Linked DNA regions of Mus musculus: region 1 is linked to region 2. Evidence: chromatin loops called from intact Hi-C (ENCODE). Cell type or tissue: left cerebral cortex. All regions are shown on one strand. Each heading gives the region's core, and the rest is flanking DNA. Links, peaks and the distances in the headings are about the cores only.

What was found. Peaks named below come from ENCODE experiments on the same cell type or tissue, not always from the same donor. Only the 100,000 strongest peaks of a DNase experiment are listed, where the experiment ranks them.
Region 1: it touches region 2 in a loop (7-fold over the local background); 3 of 42 quality-filtered maps call a loop at or near these places.

Annotation. Positions count from the first base shown.
Region 1 is chr12:24,969,979-24,980,313 of GRCm38, forward strand. Kidins220 (kinase D-interacting substrate 220) reads left to right here and starts at 4,954. Exons shown (of 32, transcript NM_001081378.1): 1 at 4,954-5,084. It overlaps Gm36236 (a long non-coding RNA gene), which reads right to left and starts at 5,619. Exons shown (of 2, transcript XR_381341.3): 1 at 5,381-5,619; 2 at 2,207-5,135. In left cerebral cortex, for the core only: CTCF peaks have their summits at 4,889 (motif pointing left) and 5,635 (motif pointing left); DNase peaks (open chromatin) are centred at 4,933, 5,391 and 5,600; H3K4me3 peaks cover 1,995 bases; H3K27ac peaks cover 1,297 bases.
Region 2 is chr12:24,703,849-24,714,183 of GRCm38, forward strand. It overlaps Rrm2 (ribonucleotide reductase M2), which reads left to right and starts at 4,406. Exons shown (of 10, transcript NM_009104.2): 1 at 4,406-4,597; 2 at 4,712-4,786; 3 at 5,091-5,237; 4 at 5,477-5,593; 5 at 6,509-6,642; 6 at 7,599-7,693; 7 at 7,821-7,954; 8 at 8,813-8,917; 9 at 9,013-9,126; 10 at 9,232-10,298. The coding sequence starts at 4,499. The coding sequence ends at 9,384. In left cerebral cortex, for the core only: CTCF peaks have their summits at 4,836 (motif pointing right), 6,488 (motif pointing right) and 7,043 (motif pointing left); DNase peaks (open chromatin) are centred at 4,379, 4,748, 6,496 and 6,999; H3K4me3 peaks cover 1,007 bases; H3K27ac peaks cover 294 bases.

The DNA of each region.
Region 1 (10,335 bases), core at 1,416-9,415, 270 kb after region 2:
ACTTTCTGAGTCAGTGGCACTGAGAAGCTCAGGACAGCACACACAGGCTCCTGACATTTGGTTCCCTCCTGCTTTGTATTGTGGGTTTCTAATACAGTACCTTTTGGTGAGAACTCCCTTGTGAATGGCTGAAGAATCCCAACTTGTTGCCTTGGCTATTCCATAGAAGTTTTACATGGAGCCACATGTCACTACAGTTCTGTTTGCTGGATTGTAGGACACTGTCCTCAGAGCATAGCAGCCATTACCATCTTCATCAGAGCAGCAGTGACTTTATGGGAATATCAAGATCAGGCCTGGTGACCTCTGATGGAAAACAGAGTTATCAGACAGTCACCCAAGACCTCAGCCATTCTCTCCTGCACCTCCTTGCCTGGTGAACATTGCTCTGCCCCAGATGCATCTACTCTTGGAGTCTTGAGTGGTGGCGGAGTGTGTGGAGTGAGGAAGGTTAACAGAAGCCAAGGACTCTCTCTGCAGCTATGGGGAATTCATCATCCATACTGGGTTGAGACTTTTCAGTGTTGTGGTTGTTTGGGGTCCCACACACTCCTCCTATAAGTAGGTATTATTGGAATCGGGGTGTGGAGAAGGAGAGGAAGGTAGGAGGTGTGGCCTACTTGGAGGAAGTGAAAGGGTCACTGTACTGGCTGGTTTTGTGTGTCAACTTGACACAAGCTGGAGTTATCACAGAGAAAGGAGCTTCAGTTGAGGAAATGCCTCCATGAGATCCAGCTGTAAGGTATTTTTCAATTAATGATCAAGTAGGGAGGGCCCAGACCATTGTGGGTGGTGCCATCCCTGGGCTGGTAGTCTTGGGTTGTATAAGAAAGCAAGCTGAGCAAGCCAGTAAGCATCATTCCTCCATCCCCTCTACATCAGCTCCTGTCTCCAAGTTCCTGCCCTGTGTGAGTTCCTGTCCTGACTTCCTTTAGTGATGAACAGCAACGTGGAAGTGTAAGCTGAATAAACCCTTTCCTTTCCAATTTGCTTCTTGGTCATGATGTTTTGTGCAGGAATAGAAACCCTGACTAAGGCAATCACTCAGGGTGTGACCTTCTATATGTTACCTTGGTCTTTCCCTCTATTCCTTTCTCTCCCTCCACCACCTGTTCATAGTATCATGATGTTCTACCTAAACTATGAGGCCAAGTCCCCACAGACTGCTAATCCCATGAAAGTTATGAGTCTAAATAAATTCTTCCTGTCTTAAGTGAGTTGTTTCAGATGTCTTATCACAGTGACACAAAAGTAACTTAAACAGCAGCATTTATCACTCATCAAGGCAAACACCCCCAGAGCATCTCTGTATTAGTATCTTTTCTTCCTGCTGTGACAAAGTCTCTGACAGTGGCAACATGGAAGGAAGGGAGGGAGGGAGGGAGGAAGGAAGGAAGGAAGGAAGGAAGGAAGGAAGGAAGGAAGGAAGGAAGGAAGGAAAGAAGAAGGAAGGGTCTATTTCGGCTCCCAGTTGGAGGTAGAGTTCATGGCAGCAGGGAAGCTGGGGCTTGAAGCAGCTGGGCCATGTCCATCAGCAGCCAGAAAGCAGGGGGTGAGGGATGCTGGTATTCAGGTCTGTGTCACCCATGTCTAGGGCTTCCCAGCTCAACCTAATCTAGAAACTTCCTCATAGATACCCTCAAAGGTTGTCGCTTGGCTGACTCTAGATCCTGTTGATAGTTTAACTACCACAATCTCCAATACCACTCTTCGTTTCAACATTGTTTAGAGTATGAGTTGACCAATGAAGTTTATGCTTCATATCTCGATTAAGAAGCCAGAGAATCCTAAGTGGTAATAGAAAAGAAGCTGACACTTCAAATTTTTATGTGTTTGCCAAATTCTTGGTAACGAATACATATTCATCTTATTTGCTTCTTAAAAATACTTAACTTTCTAACTCCTCTGGGCTGGGGGAATGGGGTGCCATAAGAGAGAAGGAGTCAGATGCCCTGTAACTGAATTTATAGGCAGCTATTAGGCCACCAATGTGGGTGCTGGAACCAAACTCAGATTCTCTGCAAGAGCAGGTGCTATGAGCTATCTCTCCAGCTGTCCATATTTACTTTAAATCATAGAAGAGTAACACTGTAGCTGAGGCCGGCCTTAAATTGACAGCAATCCTCCTGCCTCAGTCTCCCCTATGCAGTGGAATTATAAGTATGATCTATCATACCAGCCAAGAAAGAACCATTTTAGAGCAACATAGTGTATAAAACATGTTGAGATTTCTGTGGAAAATATGCTAGACAATGAAACTGAAGCCACAGAGAAAGATTAGACCGTTGAAGTCATCAGGCCAGGTGCTGATGCTATGGAAAAAGGACCCGAGGGCGATCAAATTACAGCCTTGTTGGAGAGAGTGGCAAGGAGTGGAAAGATAATGCCTATTTTTCCTTCTCCATAAAAACACATGACAAGAAGGTAAGCCAGACTCTCAAAGCCGCTGATTCAGAGTCTTGGGTTGTTGAGTGATTCCAGAATCAACCCCACTGGGTGTGTCTCTTGGAAAGATCTAGGCAGGCTACATGAACCAGAGAAAGACCAGAGAGCAAGGGAAGAGGCATGTCTTTGAGACAAAACTGAGGAGGAAACCTTAGTTCTGCAGTAGTTCGATTGCAAGACTGGGTATGAGGGTCCATAGCGTGGAAGGGACCAGGGGCTGGCAAATCCTTGTTATCAAAATGAAACTTTCCCCTGAATCAGAGTAACCGTTCAGAGGCAGGAGGTAGAGGATAGAAACGTGTAGATTAACCCTGCTTCACCTAGGACTGCCCTGCAAACACTGCCTTCTTATCTCTCCCAATCCCCACAACATTTTGAATGCTTCTAAAAATCACTTTTATAAAATGTTATCTAGTCATTCTTAAATAATTAAAAAATTTATTTTATGGAAGGAATGCCTTATCCCTATAATTAAAAGGAAAAGGTCTGAGAGTTTTACCCCAATTCCTGTTCAGACCTGTCTGGTCCATGGCAGGGCAGGGGCTGGCTTTATAATTGTTGGAATGTGTTCCCAGCCTCCCTTGCCTCTCCTCACTGAGCCCACTCTGCATCCTGGTACCCTAACCTGCAGTTCCTAACCACAGTGCTTTCCAGATCAGCCCTAGGGAAGAATGGTGTGCTCCCTGAATGTCTGCAGGGATTTGGTTTCAATGATGGGAAGAAAGGTAGGTCGCCGAGCTGGGCTTGTGTCTGAGACCAAAGGCAATCAGTGGGATGTGCTTGCCCCTCATTCTGGTTTCCCCGCTGGAGGCAGAGAGCTCTGTGTAGGAAAGCATGAGCCTGGTCCTGTCTAAAGCCAGCTTCCTGGCTTGTGGAAGTCATCCCATTAATCTACTTGTCCCTCTGCACAAGTTAAAGGTACATGAAGGAGGGTCTGGGAGACTTGCATGAGAAATGAGTTGGAAGGCTAGGGCCAGGAACCTTCAGCCAATCTTTCTCAAATGTGAGCTGAGCCCCTGGGGGTAGCCCCCAAGGGCACAGGAACTACATTTCTGCAGCTATTTCTCTTCAGTGAGATCTTTTCAGTGACCTCTCTCACCCCTTGATAACATTCTCCCTCCCCTTCCCTCCCTTCTCTCCTTCCTTCCTCTTCTTCATCTTCTTCTTCTTCCTCCTCCTCTTGAGACAGGGTTTCACTATGCAGCCAGCCTCTAACTCACAGAGATTCCCCCTGCCTCTGCTTCTGAGTGCTGAGGGCAAAGGTGTGTACCACGAAGCCCAGTGTGTCTATTAGCAGAAAATACTGGCCAGTTTGCCCTGGCAGGGTTTGAAGGGGAAGGCAGGCAGAACAGGGCAAGGTCTGTGAGGGCACGCCTTCCAAGAGCCTCACTCCCAGGTGCTGTGGGGAACGGGCTCCACGGATGGGGGGGGCAGTACTGAAGAGTTTAACTGAGAAGTGCTTAGTGTCCTGACAGATAAGAAGAGTTCTGGGTAGGGAGAGGAGTTGAGAGAGTCGGCAGCCCATGGGGGAGTAAAAGGTTTAAAATAGATCTGAGTGATTAACACAGGAACTGCTTAGACAGTATGGGGTGATATGTGAGATAACTTTCCACTTCCTGTGGGGGTCCCACTCACTTCCGGAGATGGATCAGGAGGGAGCCTATAATATCGGCCATATTGGGGATGAGACTGACCGTGGGCAGAACTCTGGAACTCTGAATTAATTAAGGTAGGTGGAACCTGGGAAGGAGTACCATGCCTGGAAGAAGACTAGGAAATGGGTGTCAGGAGGCCCTTTGAAGGGAATATTGCCAGGATGGGGTTGCTGATGGTGGTCAGGGATCAGTTAATAGCATTTGGTGATACTTCTGCAGAGGTGGGAAGAGCAAAGTCTGGAAGGGCCTTGGGGGGTTGGGGCGGGGGGTCCTCAGCTGGAAGGAGGCAGTATGGACGTCTGCGGAGGCAGTGCATTCTTCCGATGATGGAGAAGGCAGATTTCGGACTTCTGGACCCTGGAAGGAGGAACTAAGCGACTTTCATTTGCAAAGTGGGCAATGGCTTCCAAAGTTGTAATTGTTGTTTATTTCTCTGAATTATTGCTTATAATGCCAGGTACGGGTTATAAATTAACTTTCAAAAGCGCGAATGACAGGGAAAAATATTGCCTGGGGCACCTGTGAAAAATACACTAATTTAGCTGGGTCAGCTGGGAGGTGGAGGCAGGAGGATCGGGAGCGTAAAGGTCATTCTTGGCTACATAGCAAGTTTGAAGCCTGCTTGGGCGACTTTGACTCTGTATCAAAACCAACCCAACCCAACCCAACCTAACCCAACCCAAACCATCTGAAGCCAAACCAGGCAAAGAAGCAATGTTTCCATTCCTTTAAAATAGAGGGAAGGGCGTCCAAGCCACTTCAGCACCTGCAACTCCTCCCACACTGCCCCCTCCAGGAGGCGTGGCCACAAGGAGCACCGCCCACCACACGACCACGTGACCTGTCAGTTCCTGACTCCTAGGAAGATGGCCGCCGGGCGTGGTGCGGGCATAGCTGTGTGCTCTTGGCGTCTTGTCCTCTGACAAGGTCTGCGGCGCTGTTCTGCAGAGCTGAGGGCGCCGTCTTCGGCCAGGCCGTGACACGGTCAGTGCGGAGGCGGAGAGGTCGGGTGAGGCAGAGCGACAGTGTCCGAGGCTGGGGGAGGGGGGAGGGGAAAGGGAGACGAGTCTGTCGGTGGCACCGGAGAGGGGGAGGGGGCCGGGATCGGAGGCTGGGTGCGGGGCGTCCGGGCGTCGGGCGAGGTCGGTGCAGCCAAGCGCGGAAGGCAGGCGCTCCGGTGCGGCGTTCTCCCGTGGGCACTGACTCCAGGCCCAGGCCGCTTTCCTTGTTGTCACACCCATCACTTAGTGAGTCCCGCAGCCGGTGCCCCTGAGCCTTACCTTCTTGGTTGCTTTGCTTTCCAGGGAGGAGAAGTTGTTTTCTTCTGTGCTAAATTGCCGAACCCACTGCCCCCATTGTCCTGTGCAGGCTTTTAAACGCCTTGCAAGATGCCCGCAAGCCCCCGAATAGAACGCGTCCATGTTTGCTTTGTGGGGATTTGTATACATTTTTTTTCCCTAGGTTGTCTTCACGTTTAAACCATTTTAGACCATTTTCTCATTAATAACTGTTTGTGGAGCTCTCTGCCCCCTAGAGGTGCTTGCTAAAAATGCACCGGTTTTGCTTTTCAGAGCTTCCCATTTCTTGGTGTGGGGTGTGGCTGAGGAAAAACCTCTTGGAGGTGATTCTGATGGGTTAGTCCCCCGCTCTCTTTTTGACGCTACGAAAAAACAAAGCGTCTACAGTAAAAGGAAAAGACACATAATCTATTTTTAAGGGCAGTTGGGTGTCTGGTTCAGAGCCAAGACTGGAAATGCTGTGGCAAGGTGCGTTCTTTGTTCTCAAGCTTTACAACGACAGTCAGTCAACTTGATCAGACCGACTTGGGGGTCCTTGTTAAAAATTTGTTTCTGAGCTTCACCACAGGCCTGCAAAAATGGGACTATTTGGGTCAGGAGACAAATAATTGCACACCAGTTTGAGAATCCTTTTAAACACTCTGAGAATGGTTTCCAGATTTATCTTTGGCATCTCGTTTCCATAAATTCTTTTCTCTTTTTCATTTTTTTCTACCTTCCCTCCTTCCCTCCCTCCCTCCCTCCCTCCCTCCCTCCTTTTTCTCCTCCTCCTTCATCCCCCTCTTCTCCTTTTTTTCCTCTCCCTCCCTGGTCTTCTTAATATGTAGCCCTGGTCTGCTTGGAACTGATAGAGATCAGCCTGCTTCTGCCTCCCAGGCCCCTGTGCCACTACATCATTCTCTAGTTATCAGCTCTTTAAGGGTATCCCCACAGCCCCAATCAATTCTAAGGTGGCTGGTTGGAAGGGGCACACATATGTAACGAAATGCCTGCTGCCTTCTTTCCTAGACTTTCCCATTTCCTCCCACCTCTCCTCTTTTCTTTCCCTTCCATCCCTGCACGCATGGGTGCTCTTTCTCTGGTGTTCATGACAACAACACTAACATTGTTTTTCTTTCCCAGTCACATGGTCGTTTATTATTTTCCTTATCTCTGGATATTTTGTTCTGTCCAAAATTCAAACTTTGGGAATTCTATTTGGTTAAACGTAATGTCTTGCATTTCTTTTCCACTTTAATTGCCTGATTCCTTTCCTGTAGGCTGTCTGTTTTGGTCCCTAACTTGTGCCTAGAGTTCTGATTCTTTTTTTTTTTTTTTAAGTCTATATTGTGTATGCATGCACTGCTAAATTATATTTTTCTATATATGATCCCGTGTGAGCCTGCCATCCCCTTTTCCAGCTTTTGTTGAAGAATGTCAGTTTTATTTTTCTTCACTGAATTCCTGAATGTTTGGAAGGCACAAGCAGAAACCTTGGGGAAAGGAGGCTTCTGGGGTTGAGGAGAGGTCAGAATCCTGGGTAGCTTGATGACCTGTGTCTCAGGGGCCACACTGAGGCCGCACTGACGAAGAGACTTTCTCTGTTCATAGCTGTAAGCTCACTCTCTGATGATTGTGGTTTTACTTACACAGCATCAATCGTGGCCTGGACAGTTGTGTTTTTAAAGATGCATTTATTGCATTTACATGAGTACACTGTCACTCTCTTCAGACACACCAGGAGAGGACACCAGATACCATTACAATAGTTGTGAGCCACCATGTGGTTGCTGGGAATTGAACTCAGGACCTCTGGAAGAGCAGCCAGTTAGTGTTCTTAACCACCGAGCCATCTCTCCAGCCCTGACCTGGACAGTTTTAATTCCAATTCTGGACTGGCCCAGCTTATCTTTTGAGTGTCACATGTACAGATTGTTGTTATAGCCTTGTGTGCGGCTTATGGTAGAGAGTATGCTGTTGAGGGTGAAGGGCCCTCTCTGTGGACAAAGACACCCAAAAGAGGCTTCCTTATGTGTCTATGTCGTTACTGAACTTGACCATTCCCTCATGAGATCCTTCTTGTTCTAGGCCTGTAATGGGTTCTGAAGACATAACCGTGGAGACAGACTGTAAGCTTAAAGAGACACATATCTAAGCCATTGTGGACGTTGAAGCCATAGCTGTCACTTGTATGCAGGATATGTTTTGGATTATTGGGAGTATAAATGCTGGCATTCCAGGTTGATGAACATGGGCAAACTCATGATTCTACCAACACTGGGTTGGTTCTACCTTATGGTACTACCAGGCACTTCTCCAGCTGTTAGAAACTGAGTGGTGAACAGAGCCCTGATTCTTACTGAACTCTTTGGTGGAGTAGGGAAAGCAGGCTAAATAAGTAACTGGTACGTGGAGTCATGCTAAACACTATCCTGAAGAAAGCTAGTTATGGAATGGTGGTAGTAGTGGGAAGCAAGAGCTGTTTTATATGTAGAGGCTGGGGATGCTCTGGTCAGGTAACGTTTGTATGGAAACACAAGATGGCTTGAATAAAGTGAAGTGGAGACTGGTAGGAGATGAACCTAGGAGAAGGAGCAGTTTAAGCAAAACTAGAGCTAGGAGTGCCATGCCATGCAAGAATATGACACTGGCTTTTATTTTTTTATTATTTTCTTTAAATACATTTCAAATGCTATCTGGAAAGTTCCCTATACCCTCCCCCTGCCCTGCTCCCCTACCTACCCACTCCCACTTCTTGGCCCTGGTGTTCCCTTGTATTGGGGCATATAGAGTTTCCAAGACCAAGGGGCCTCTCTTACCAATGATGGCCGACTAGGCCATCTTCTGATACATATGCAGCTAGAGACACGAGCTCTGGGGGTACTGGTTAGTTCACACTGTTGTTCCACCTATAGGGTTGCAGACCCCTTTAGCTCCTTGGGTACTTTCTCTAGCTCCTCCATCGGGGGCCCTGTGTTCCATCCAATAGCTGACTATGAGCACCCACTTCTGTGTTTGCCAGGCACTGGCATAGCCTCACAAGAGACAGCTATATCAGGGTCCTTTCAGCAAAAAAAAAAAAAAAAAAAAAAAAAAAAAAAAAATTCCACCAGAGAACTCCTAAACCTGATAAACAGCTTCAGTGAAGTAGCTGGATATAAAATTAACTCAAACAAGTCAATGGCCTTTCTCTACACAAAGGATAAACAGGCTGAGAAAGAAATTAGGGAAACAACACCCTTCACAATAGTCACAAATAATATAAAATACCTTGGCATGACTCTAAGGAAGTGAAAGATCTGTATGATAAGAACTTCAAGTCTCTGAAGAAAGTAATCAAAGAAGATCTCAAAAGATGGATCTCCCATGCTCATGGATTGGCAGGATTAATATAGTAAAAGTGGCTATCTTGCCAAAAGCAATCTACAGATTCAATGCAATCCCCATCAAAATTCCAACTCAATTCTTCAACGAATTAGAAAGAGCAATCTGCAAATGATAGCAAAAACTCTTCTCAATGATAAAAGAACCTCTGGTGGAATCACCATGCCTGACCTAAAGCTGTACACAGAGCAATTGTGATAAAAACTGCATGGTACTGGTATAGCGACAGACAGGTAGACCAATGGAATAGAATTGAAGACCCAGAAATGAACCCATACACCTATGGTCACTTGATCTTTGACAAGGGAGCTAAAACCATCCAGTGGAAAAAAGACAGCATTTTCAACAAATGGTGCTGGCACAACTGGCAGTTATCATGTAGAAGAATGTGAATTGATCCATTCCTATCTCCTTGTACTAAGGTCAAGTTTAAGTGGATCAAGGAACTCCACATAAAACCAGAGACAGTGAAACTTATAGAGGAGAAAGTGGGGGAAAAGCCTGGAAGATATGGGCACAGGGGAAAATTCCTGAACAGAACAGCAGTGGCTCCTGTTAGCATTTTGAGTAGTTGTAATGCTGCTTATGTGGTTTTTAGACCCCTCCTTTCATATAGCACAAGCATTTTCAGTCAGTACAGTTTTTTTTTAAACATTTGATGACAGTCTATCAATCCCCTGTGCGTATTTGTCCCCAGTTTGTCCTATGTTTAAAATATGTATGCCTGAGTTTGTGTATACCATTTGCATGTAGGTACGCTGGGAAGCAGGCTCCCCTGGAACTAGAGTTGTAAGTGAAAGCGAGCAGGGAATTGGACCCAGGTCCTCTGAAGAGCAGTAAGTGCTCTTCCTCCTCCTCAGACTGTGCTCTTGTGGATCTTTGTCCACGGTTTTCCTGCTGCTAGAATTGCTTCCTGGGTGGGAAAGTATTGGATCACCTAACTTTTTTAAAAATAAAGCACATTGGTATAATTAATCTATATGTTATAGAATGTACCTTTGGGCTATGGTTTTGAATTTTGACAGGTCCATGTGATTATGTAACACCAGCACAGTCAAGAGAGGGAATATCCACTAACTCTCCAATTCTGCATTCCTATGCAGTGTCTCATCTTTTTTCTTATACCCTAGCAAATCCCTAATGTGTTCCTGTTTGGTCTGTGTGGTTCTTGTTCCAGGAGATTATATTTGCATGGACTCATATAGTGTAATAATAATATCTGCCTCTTGGTCCCCAAGGTAGAGGTACTTCCTGCATATAAAGCATGACCCCTATCAAGGACCCCAGAATTCTTAGCTCCTCACAGCATCAACTCAGTTAAGTCCTGTAAGCTCCGCAAATTCTAATGCCGTCTTCTAAATCCAGCATGATGGGGGCAGTGCTACAGTCAACCCAGCCCATGTGGGAGCCTGTGGGAGCCAGTCAGCCAGGCTGCAGGCACGTGTCTGTAATCACGTCACTGGGAGCCGAGGCAGGAGGATCTAGTTTGAGGCTAGCCTAAAAGATGTTTTAAGATCCTGTTTCAAAACCACACAAACAAACAAAACCTAAACCAATTCAACAAAACAGACAGG
Region 2 (10,335 bases), core at 1,206-9,205:
AGCCGGGCGTGGTGGCGCACGCCTTTAGTCCCAGCACTCGGGAGGCAGAGGCAGACGGATTTCTGAGTTCTGAGGCCAGCCTGGTCTACAAAGTGAGTTCCAGGACAGTCGGGGCTATACAGAGAAACCCTGTCTCAAAACAACAACAACAAAAATTAAAGTTTATGTTGAGCTGAGGATTGCAGGGTTGGGTGATAGATACCTTTAGTCTCAGCAGAAGGTGGATCTCTGAGTTTGAGGCCAGCTGGTCTACAGAGAGAGTTTCGGGACAGACAGGACTATGTAGAGAGGCCCTGTCTCAAAACAACAGCAACAACAAAACAAAGCCAAAGCAAACAAATGAGAGAGAGAGAGAGAGAGAGAGAGAGAGAGAGAGAGAGAGAGAGAGAGAGAACAAGTAAGCAAAGAAATCCCAAGAAAGTGGGTGGGTCAAGGGCATCCAGTGGGTGAGTGACAGGCTCTTCCATTCCATCACAGTGGACACTCTTGTAGCTCTTCCTGGGAAGTCCATCATTGCCTCATTGCAAGGCTGATTCCCCTGTTTTTCCACTCGTTGCCTCTTATTTAATAACCGTTTAGCTAAGCGGGCCGTCAGAGTGGCCAGAAGTTCCCTCCGAATCTGACTTTGTCCTCCTCTCAAGTGGTGGGATCCCCACTGTACTTGCAAATCTTTGCGTAGGTCGCTCCAGGTCTCCAGTTCAGAAGTTCATTTCCTTCTCCCCCCACCCTATGAACACACAGAACATACACCTTGTATTACGAAAGAAGAGACTCAACCGGGCATGGTGGCGCATGCCTTTAATCCCAGCACTTGGGAGGCAGAGGCAGGCAGATTTCTGAGTTCAAGGCCAGCCTGGTCTACAGAGTGAGTTCCAGGACAGCCAGGGTTACACAGAGAAACCCTGTCTCAGAAAATCAATTTAAAAAAAAAAAAAAAAAAGAATAGACTCAATAGAGGGCTAACCCTGGGTTCAATTCCCAGCACCATCTAAAACAGGAATGAATAAACCAGGCATACTAGCACACACCCCAGGCAGAGTAGCACACACCCGTGACCTGAATACTGAGGGGGTGAGGACAGGAAGAGCAGAAATTCAGGGCCATCCCCAACTACAATGCTGAGTTGAAGGCCAGCCTGAGATTCATAAGACCCTGTCTTATGAGTAAATAAACAAAGAATTAAAAAAAAAAAAAAAAAGCCAAAGTTGAGCCTAGAGAGATGACTCAGCAGTTAAGAACACAGGATGTTCTTGCAGAGGACTTGGGTTCAGTTCTCAGTACCAACATGTTAACTCCAGTTCCAGAGGACCCAACACCTTCTTCTGGCCTCTTCAGACATACATACAGGCAGGCAAAACTCTCATACACACAAAATAAAATAAAACAAAATACAAAGTAAATGGTCTGTAAGCTGGACTTGGTGGTGTACCTTTGATCCCAGGAGTCAGAGATAAGCAGACCTCTGTGAGCTCAAGGTCAGCCTGGTCTATACAATGAATTCTAGGCTAGCCAGGGCAACATAGTAAGATGCTGTTTTGTTTTGTTTTTTTTTAAGAAAAAAAAAAAAAAGCAAATTGTAGATGATACCTTCTCACTACTCAGCGTTTGAACAGCTGACCCTAAAACTAAAGCTGTTCTCTAACATCCCAGCGCCGTATTTATACCTAACTAACGTTTCTCAGTATCATATAATACTATTCAGTTGTGAAAGGAATGCAAGTTGCCAAGATCAAACTGGGGCTGCTTGTGTCAGCCCTAACCAGTCAATAAAGCCAGGAGGTTAAGAAGGAAGGGCTGGGGCTGGTACAGCGAGTGCCGCCAGAACCACAGAGGCTTGCACAGAGAGCACCCCTGCAAGCACGTCCGCCCCACGTGTTCAGCCTTGGACTGTTAGTCACTCTGGCCATGGATCGTTATCTTAATAATGTGTGGTGGTGCCCTAGGAAAATGATGTTGGGTCTCCTGGAACTACAATTTTGGATGGTTGTGAGCCATCAAGTGGGTGATAGGAACCTTTGAGGGAGCAAGTTTTTCTCAACTACCCAAGCCAACTATTCTGCTTCCTAAATTCTTTCTTATTTATTGATTTATTTGGAGGCCAAGTCTCATTATACAGCCTCAGATGACCTGGAGCTCACTATGTAGACCAGGCTGGCCTCCAAATCATGACTTGCTTCTGCCTGCTAGTGCTGAGTCGAGAGGCGTGGCGCCTGCTGTTTACTCTTTCTGTACGCTGGGAACATTCCTAATTGCTGGGATTAAGAGCAAGTGCCACCACCTCGGGCACAGGTCACTTTCAAGTACTGGGAAGAAAGCAATGAATTTCGCACATGTGTAGAAGGGAGTGAAGCAACTGCAAGTTGGAGACAGCAAATGGACACTGGTGGGCGAACCCTGGGGAGTTCTCTTTTCCTTGCTTTCTTTTTTATATTTTTTGGGATATATGTAGTCCTGGCTGTCCTGGAACTCATTTATATAGACCAGGGTGGCCTCAAACTCAAAAGATCTGCCAGCTTCTGCCTCACAGATGCTAAGATTAAAGACCAGGGCCATCATGCCCTGCTCGGTTTTTCCGTATGTTGGGAACATTACTAATAAAAAGGTGCGAGTGTCTGACAAGATGTCTCAGCAGCCAACCCTAACCTCATAAATTCCACCCCTGTGACCCCACAGAATACAAGAGAACCAACTTCCATAAGTGGGCCTCTGACCTTCGCACTACACCCTCGTCTCACACAAAATTAATTTAAAAAGAAGAAAGAAAAGGAGTTAGCAAGGGTCTAAAGTTGTGGGACCTTGGGTAGTTTCCAGGTCCCTCAGGCCTTTACTTCAGTTACCTATAAAACAGGCCTAAAAATACCCGTTTTCCCTTTCCATCTGGATTAAACATGTATATGATGATCAAGCTGTACAGGGACTGTGAGTGCTGACAGCTGAGAGGATTTGGCGGGGAAACGCTGGATGCCTGCGGGGACTCGGTTTCCACATCTAAGGTCACCTGAAAGCGGACTTGCCCTTGAGTGACCGCAGCGCGCGCGGGCCGGTGGGGCTGGGAATCTTGAAGTTGAACCAACCAATCACAGAGCAGAGGTTAAAAACCGCGCCAGAAGCAAAAGCGCTCAGCTCCTGACAGGTCCCGGTACAGGGGAACCTAGGCGGGGCTGCCCACTAAGCTCAGCCTGCTTGGCGGGAGGAAGAGGCGTTTGGAGGAGGTTGTGAGCAGGGAGAAGAGAATGGCGGCGACCTTCTCCTTCCCTCAGTGGTCGAGTGTTATTTTAGTAGCCAGACCTCATTTGTACTGAGTACACCAGGAGCTAGAGGAGCCAAAGGCAAACCCCTCGGATAACGGAGGAATGGAATGTGAATTAGAAATTATATGTTAAAAAAAAGAACTGACAATTTTGCTAGAGGTGATTTAAAATATTTATCGATATGGCCCAGTTAGCTTAGCATGGAAGAAGTCCTGGGTTTTGTCCCCAGCATCAATAAATTGTGCAGCGGTGGATGCCGCCTGCTTTAACTTTGAGCTGCCACATGGTGTTCAGAGATTTTTTACAGCATCTACAGTGAGAGAACTTAGGACACAAGCAGAGGGGAGCCTCCCCTCGTCCTCTTTTAAAATATTTGACCTGGGAGAGTCAGTGGAGCCTTCCCAGGTTCCACGTTTTTCCCCGGGATCTCAGTGTCCCATCTCAGCGCTTTATCTCTGGTATCTTGGACCCCGTAGGGCAAATCAGAAAGATGGAAACTTGAGTTCTTGTCTCCACCCTCACCACAGGAATTTGCAGATTCGTCTTTAGACTACTGGACGCCCAGAGTCGTAAAATGAATGTATGACTCGTCACCATCCTGTGAGCTTCCTGGAATTTGTAATCGTCTGGCAGCTTTTAAACTAATTGGGACAGAGGGGACAGGGGTCTGACAGGAGGGGCAGGGTAGAAAAGGAACCCAAGGCTGCATCCGTACCCCTTCATGAGTTTGAAGACAGCTTTTTAGGGAACCCTAGTTTGAGGACCCCCTTAATCCCACAAGGCCGGTGCGATTGCTCGGGACCCCGAATCTCTTTAAGAAACCAGGGTCCCCCGCACCCCTCTACTTGGGACATGAAGACAGTCAAGGCGACGTGTCCCAGAGGCCAGCAGCGTCACTCCACCCTTGGCACCAACCTCAGCGGCAACGCCCGCCCGGCGACCCCCTGCGCGCTCAATCCCCAAGGCTCTCGCAATCCTAACCGGTTCCGGCCCCGCGAGCGCCCGCGCACCCGGCCGGCGCAGGCTCCTTAAAGGTCTTTGTGCGGAAGGCCTGCGGCGCAACTCAAATCTCCCGCGCTGGGCGGCGAGCGGGGTCAGCGGCGTCCAATGGGAGGCGAGGCCACGCCCCCTCGGAGCGCGCGGTTGGGTGGCTCTTTAAAGGGCGCGGGCGCTGGCAGTCGGCGGTGCACCGGATTCCAGCTGTTTTCGCCTGCTCCTCGCCGTCTCCGCCGCTGCCCTCGTTCGCCATGCTCTCCGTCCGCACCCCGCTCGCCACCATCGCTGACCAGCAGCAGCTGCAGTTGTCGCCGCTGAAGCGACTCACCCTGGCTGACAAGGAGAACACGGTGAGGGCGGCCCAGGTGCCGGCTGGGTTGGATGTGCACTGGCAGGTCGTGGGTTCCCGGACCCGGGAGGGTGGAGGGTGCCTACCGCCATTCACCACGCGTGTCCCCCTACAGCCCCCGACTCTCAGCAGCACCCGCGTCCTGGCCAGCAAAGCTGCGAGGAGAATCTTCCAGGACTCCGCCGAGCTGGTGAGTGGCCCGTGTGGGGCTGAGGTGGGTCGCTTAGGCTCCCAGTAGAGGGCGCCCGCTCGTTGGCGCTAAATCTGCATTGTCCCAGCTGAATTATTTGACTCTTCTTTCCCGCCAAAGTGTCTCCTCAGAATGTCCTACTCGGGTCGGCCTATGGTAATAGTAGAGTGCAGCGTGACAGCTAAGCACACGAGATTACCAATCGTTGAAAGTACTCGATCTGATGAGACACTGGCTAGCAGTTTCCTGCGGTTCGGTTGGCATTTGGGGGTTGGTTCACTTGGCACTCTCTCTCATCCAACAGGAAAGTAAAGCGCCTACTAACCCCAGCGTTGAGGATGAGCCGTTACTGAGAGAAAACCCCCGCCGCTTCGTTGTCTTTCCCATCGAGTACCATGATATCTGGCAGATGTACAAGAAAGCCGAGGCCTCCTTTTGGACTGCCGAGGAGGTAATCGTTCAGGACTTGCTGTGTGTCAGAAGGCTCCCGCATGGCCGTCACAACTTTTTGCCCTTGGGAATGGTAGCTCACTGAGATATTGGGTGTTCCCTGAAACAAAGGGAATAATGGATGTGAAGAATTCGGTAATGAGATGGTTTGGGGGACTTCAGTTTTAAAGTGTGTGTGTATGAGAGAGAGAAAGAGAGAGAGACCTACAGACCTGCTAATCGTGAACTTCTAAACTTCAGGTGGACCTTTCCAAGGATATTCAGCACTGGGAAGCTCTGAAACCCGATGAGAGACATTTTATATCTCACGTTCTGGCTTTCTTTGCAGCGAGTGATGGCATAGTCAATGAGAACTTGGTGAGTTGGCATGAAATACCCATAATTCACTTAGATCCAGAACTGGTTCCTGGCTCTCTATCTTTTGCCCTGAAGCGGGGCTGGAGGGATAGATGACTGACTCCAGTCTCCGCTCTGGTTAACACACTTCCTGCTTGGGCGGAAGACCCAGGTTCTGTTATGAGTTACCCCTGTTGGACTGCTTCCCATCTGCTGGTGAGCTCCTCTCACCAAGGCAACTCTGACCTTGGGCACTTGCCTATACATGCACGGACCCATTCCCAGGCAAGCACAAGCAAAACAAACTTTTTAAGAGCTATGAATGTTATGTTAACGTTCATCATGTTAGTCTTTCCCTCTGCTAAGGAGCAGTAGTGAGTTTTTCTCTTTGTACCTACATGCTTAACTTTTTGTGGATTTCTATAAGACTTTGGTTGTATACTTCTTAACTCTAAGTGGGTCCTTGGAATGAACTGAAACAGAATTAGGGAATAACAGTGTTAAAAGAAACCCTGTGGGGCCTGGTGTGTGCCACAGAGGTTAGGAGCACATGATAGTTTTGTTAAAATAAATGGCAAACTAGGAGTTATGTGTTTCCTAATTGGTAAATTGAGCGTATGACGTGAAATAATGAGCTTGCTTGCAAATCATGAAGAACTAATAAAAATATAGGATTAAACTGTATTAAATATATACCTGGGTTTTTTGTTTTGTTTTACTTACATTTTTGAAGCAAGGTCTCACAGTAATCCTGGCTGGCCTAGAATAGAATTCAGTAAGTACACCAAAATGGCCTCTTACTCAGATTCCCCCTTCACTGTTGCTGCAGGCCTAGGAACAATCCCAGCAGGCCGGGCCACTCTACTGGTAGTGTGGAGAAAGTGAAGCAACCAGTAGTTCTTCAAATTTAACTTTGGCTCATTTTACTACCACTAGGTGGAGCGATTTAGCCAAGAAGTTCAAGTTACAGAGGCCCGCTGTTTCTATGGCTTCCAAATTGCCATGGAAAACATACACTCTGAAATGTACAGTCTCCTTATTGACACTTACATTAAAGATCCCAAGGAAAGGTGAGTATCCACACACTCTGCCAAGGTGCCTGGGACTCACTCACTGCTTTATTTCCAGTATTTTTGCTCATAAAGGGGAAATGAGCAGAATGACAAGCGGACTGTCAGTAGATGTTTCTATGACCCTTAGTCAAGACTGCCTCCAGCTTTTGTGTGTGGTAGCTTGTGTCTATTTCCAGCTCCCAGAGATCAGTGCAGCAGCATTGTCAAGAAGTCAAAGGCTAGTCAGACTGCATACTGTGTCAAAAACAAAACCAACCCCAGGGGCTGGAGAGATGACCACTGAGGTTTAGAAGGCACTGTGGCTCCTGCAAAGTATGGTTTACTGCTTACCAGTTTTAGTTCTTAGCTCCCACGGGACACCTCACAAGGCTGTAAGTCCAGTCACAGGGAAGTGGTGCCCTCTTCTGGCCTCCATGGGCATCACACATAAGGTGTCTGACACGTTAAGGCAAAACATACATTAAAAGTTAAGTTTAAAGCCGGGCGGTGGTGGCGCACACCTTTAACCCCAGCACTTGGGAGGCAGAGGCAGGCAGATTTCTGAGTTTGAGGCCAGCCTGGTCTACAGAGTGAGTTCCAGGACAGCCAGGGCTACACAGAGAGACCCTGTCTCAAAACCAAAACCAAAAAAAACCAAAAACAATTAAATTTAAAGACGTGGCTATGAATGAGTATGAAACCAAAGTGGAGGTGAGGGGAATTGCTTTAGACAATATTGAGTCAAAAGGTTTATTTTAGACCAGTTTAGCTGACATTGCTCTGCTAGGACATTATAGAAAAATTAAGAAGGCGTTTGTGTTATGGAGGGAGACTGGGAAGGACTGGTAGGGTTATGGTGGCAGTGAGTGCCAGGATGGGAAGCAGACGTGGAAGTAATGAATCAGGCCTACGCTGTGCCTGTTGTGTTGCCAGGGCTCTGCAGTATCCATTCATGCTATACTTTCTGCCTGCAGAGAATATCTCTTCAATGCTATTGAAACAATGCCTTGTGTGAAGAAGAAGGCTGACTGGGCCTTGCGCTGGATTGGGGACAAAGAGGCTACGTATGGTGAGGACCCTTTCCTTTTTCCTCCTCAAGCCCAGGCTTGATTGTCCAAGTAATGTCACTGGATTATTGGCCTGTGCTGAGAATACCGAGGCCTCACCGGGAACGTTTTCGTGTTGACTCTTGCTAGGAGAACGCGTTGTGGCCTTTGCCGCCGTAGAAGGAATCTTCTTTTCCGGTTCTTTTGCATCGATATTCTGGCTCAAGAAACGGGGGCTGATGCCGGGCCTTACATTTTCCAATGAGCTTATTAGCAGAGACGAGGTGAGTCTGAAGTAGCTTTCTAACCTGGGGCTCTTAGATACACATCTACTGATGGGGACCTGAGAAGTGAGGTGTGGCCACTTTCAAAAGGGATTGTAATGTGTGAACCTTTGCCTGCAAAGGACAAAGGGGAGGAGGATGACCTCGGGACCGGGTGGTTTTGAGCTGTAATGTAGGTGCTGGGACCTGAACCTGGGTCCTCTGCAAAAGCAGCAAATGTCCCTTGTAACTGTTGAGCCATTCCAAGTCTTGGGGATCCAGCCTAGGCTTTCATACTTGCTAGGCAAGTATTCCGCCACATTCCTAGCCCTGTATCCATATTTAATGTAGGAATCCATACAATCCTCAGCAAAGGATAAGATACCTTAAGTAACTTATTAAACCACTGACTTCCTAGTACATATATTCCTGTTATCCCGTAGACTCGAGTGTACAAACTGAAAGTTCTTAGTAGAGCCTGTGGCTGTGAAGAAACCTCTGGGTATCAGAAGGGAAGGGCCCCGGCCCTGTGTAATAATAGGTGTCAGGCAGCCTTGAGTTGGGCTAGCCTATTCCTCGCTTTCATAATTGGCCGTGAAATACATGGTTTATTTCCCTCACCTGCATTGTTGGATTTTGTGGCTGGCTTGGAACAATGTGGGCCGAACTGGCCTCAAATTCATGGTGATCTTGTCTCTGGCTCCAGAATGCTAAGATTGCAGGTGTGTTACCACCACACCCGGGCTTAAATACCTTTCTCTGGATAGGTTAAGTGCTCTCTGTGTGGCCAGATAAGTCACAGGAGACTGAGGAGGGTGGATAAGTCATGCTTGTGAACAGTAGAGCCCCACGGTGACCTTGAACGACTCTCTCTTCTAGGGTTTACACTGTGACTTTGCCTGCCTGATGTTCAAGCACCTGGTACACAAGCCAGCAGAGCAGAGGGTCCGAGAGATAATCACCAACGCCGTTAGGATAGAGCAGGTGAGTGACTGCGTGCAGGTTGTCCTTGTCCTTGCTGCGGGGCGGGGGTGTCCTCGGGCTTCGGGGTGCTCAGCGCCCCTTTGCTTGCCCTCTAGGAGTTCCTCACGGAGGCCTTGCCCGTGAAGCTCATCGGGATGAACTGCACTTTGATGAAGCAGTACATTGAGTTTGTGGCCGACAGGCTTATGCTGGAGCTGGGTTTTAACAAGGTAAAGTGTTATTTATGGCCTCCACCCTCTGCTGTCTGTCGTCTTGTCTCTTTCTTCTTTCTTTCACTTGTTTTCAGCATTTATATATTGGTGTGACTTTTTCAGATTTTCAGAGTAGAAAATCCGTTTGACTTCATGGAAAATATCTCACTAGAAGGAAAGACAAACTTCTTTGAGAAGCGAGTAGGCGAGTATCAGAGGATGGGAGTCATGTCGAATTCGACAGAGAACTCTTTTACCTTGGATGCTGACTTCTAAGTAACTGATCGTGTGTTCTTCGCTGATTTTTGTCCCCTTGCCATTAAAAGAAACCAGCAAAAACAACCAACTGGCTACACCATGAATTGTCATTAAATTTGCTAAACAGGTGTCTAAAAAGCTGTGTAGCTACCTCAGTCCTGTTTGCCAGGCTGGTCACTAGAAGAAAGTATACTTCAAACAATGGGTACTTGGATCCTTAGGGAGATCCTGTCCTTGGCTTTTACAAGTAGTGTGGTCACCTTTGACCTCATCAAAGTACTAACAGCACTGGGCCAGGTTTTAGGAGCAGTGACCATCAAGCAAGCAGGTTTAAACATTTAGATGCTGTTTAGGGCTGTTTAAAGATGTCGGACTGCTTCCTGCAGGCATGCAGGGTCTACTTAACAAGTTTGTAAATAAAATTGGCACTTTGCACACACACACACATAGTGCTGTCAGGCGATTAAACTATACATTTTATGAGGTAGTACCTCTATGCTTTTTTTTTTTTTTTTTAATGCTCAGTATTATCTTGAAGTTTGCAAATGCTATGATGGTACAGTAAATTCTGACATTTGCCCTAATAGTGTCACTTTTTTTTTTTCTTCGAGACAGAGTTTCTCTGTATAGCCCTGGCTGTACGGAATTCACAAGTGAGTTTGAGCCCAGTGGTGGGTACACCCGTGGGACTCTTACAAACCAAAACAGGAAAAGCAAGTGTTCCCTGAGGTAGTTTACTGTGATCTAGCTTCCTCATGAACTGACATAACCCTGATCAGTTTCCTTGATTATTGTATAGATGTTTTTGTAATATGAAAAGCCTTTGTACCTTTTAAATTATTGTTACTTAAAATTAATAAACTCTTGAATTAACAGTCTTGAACTTTCATGGCATACAAGTATTAAATGATTTAACTAAAACCTTAATGTCAGTCCTTTGGGTAAAATGTACATCTCTTTATTTACATC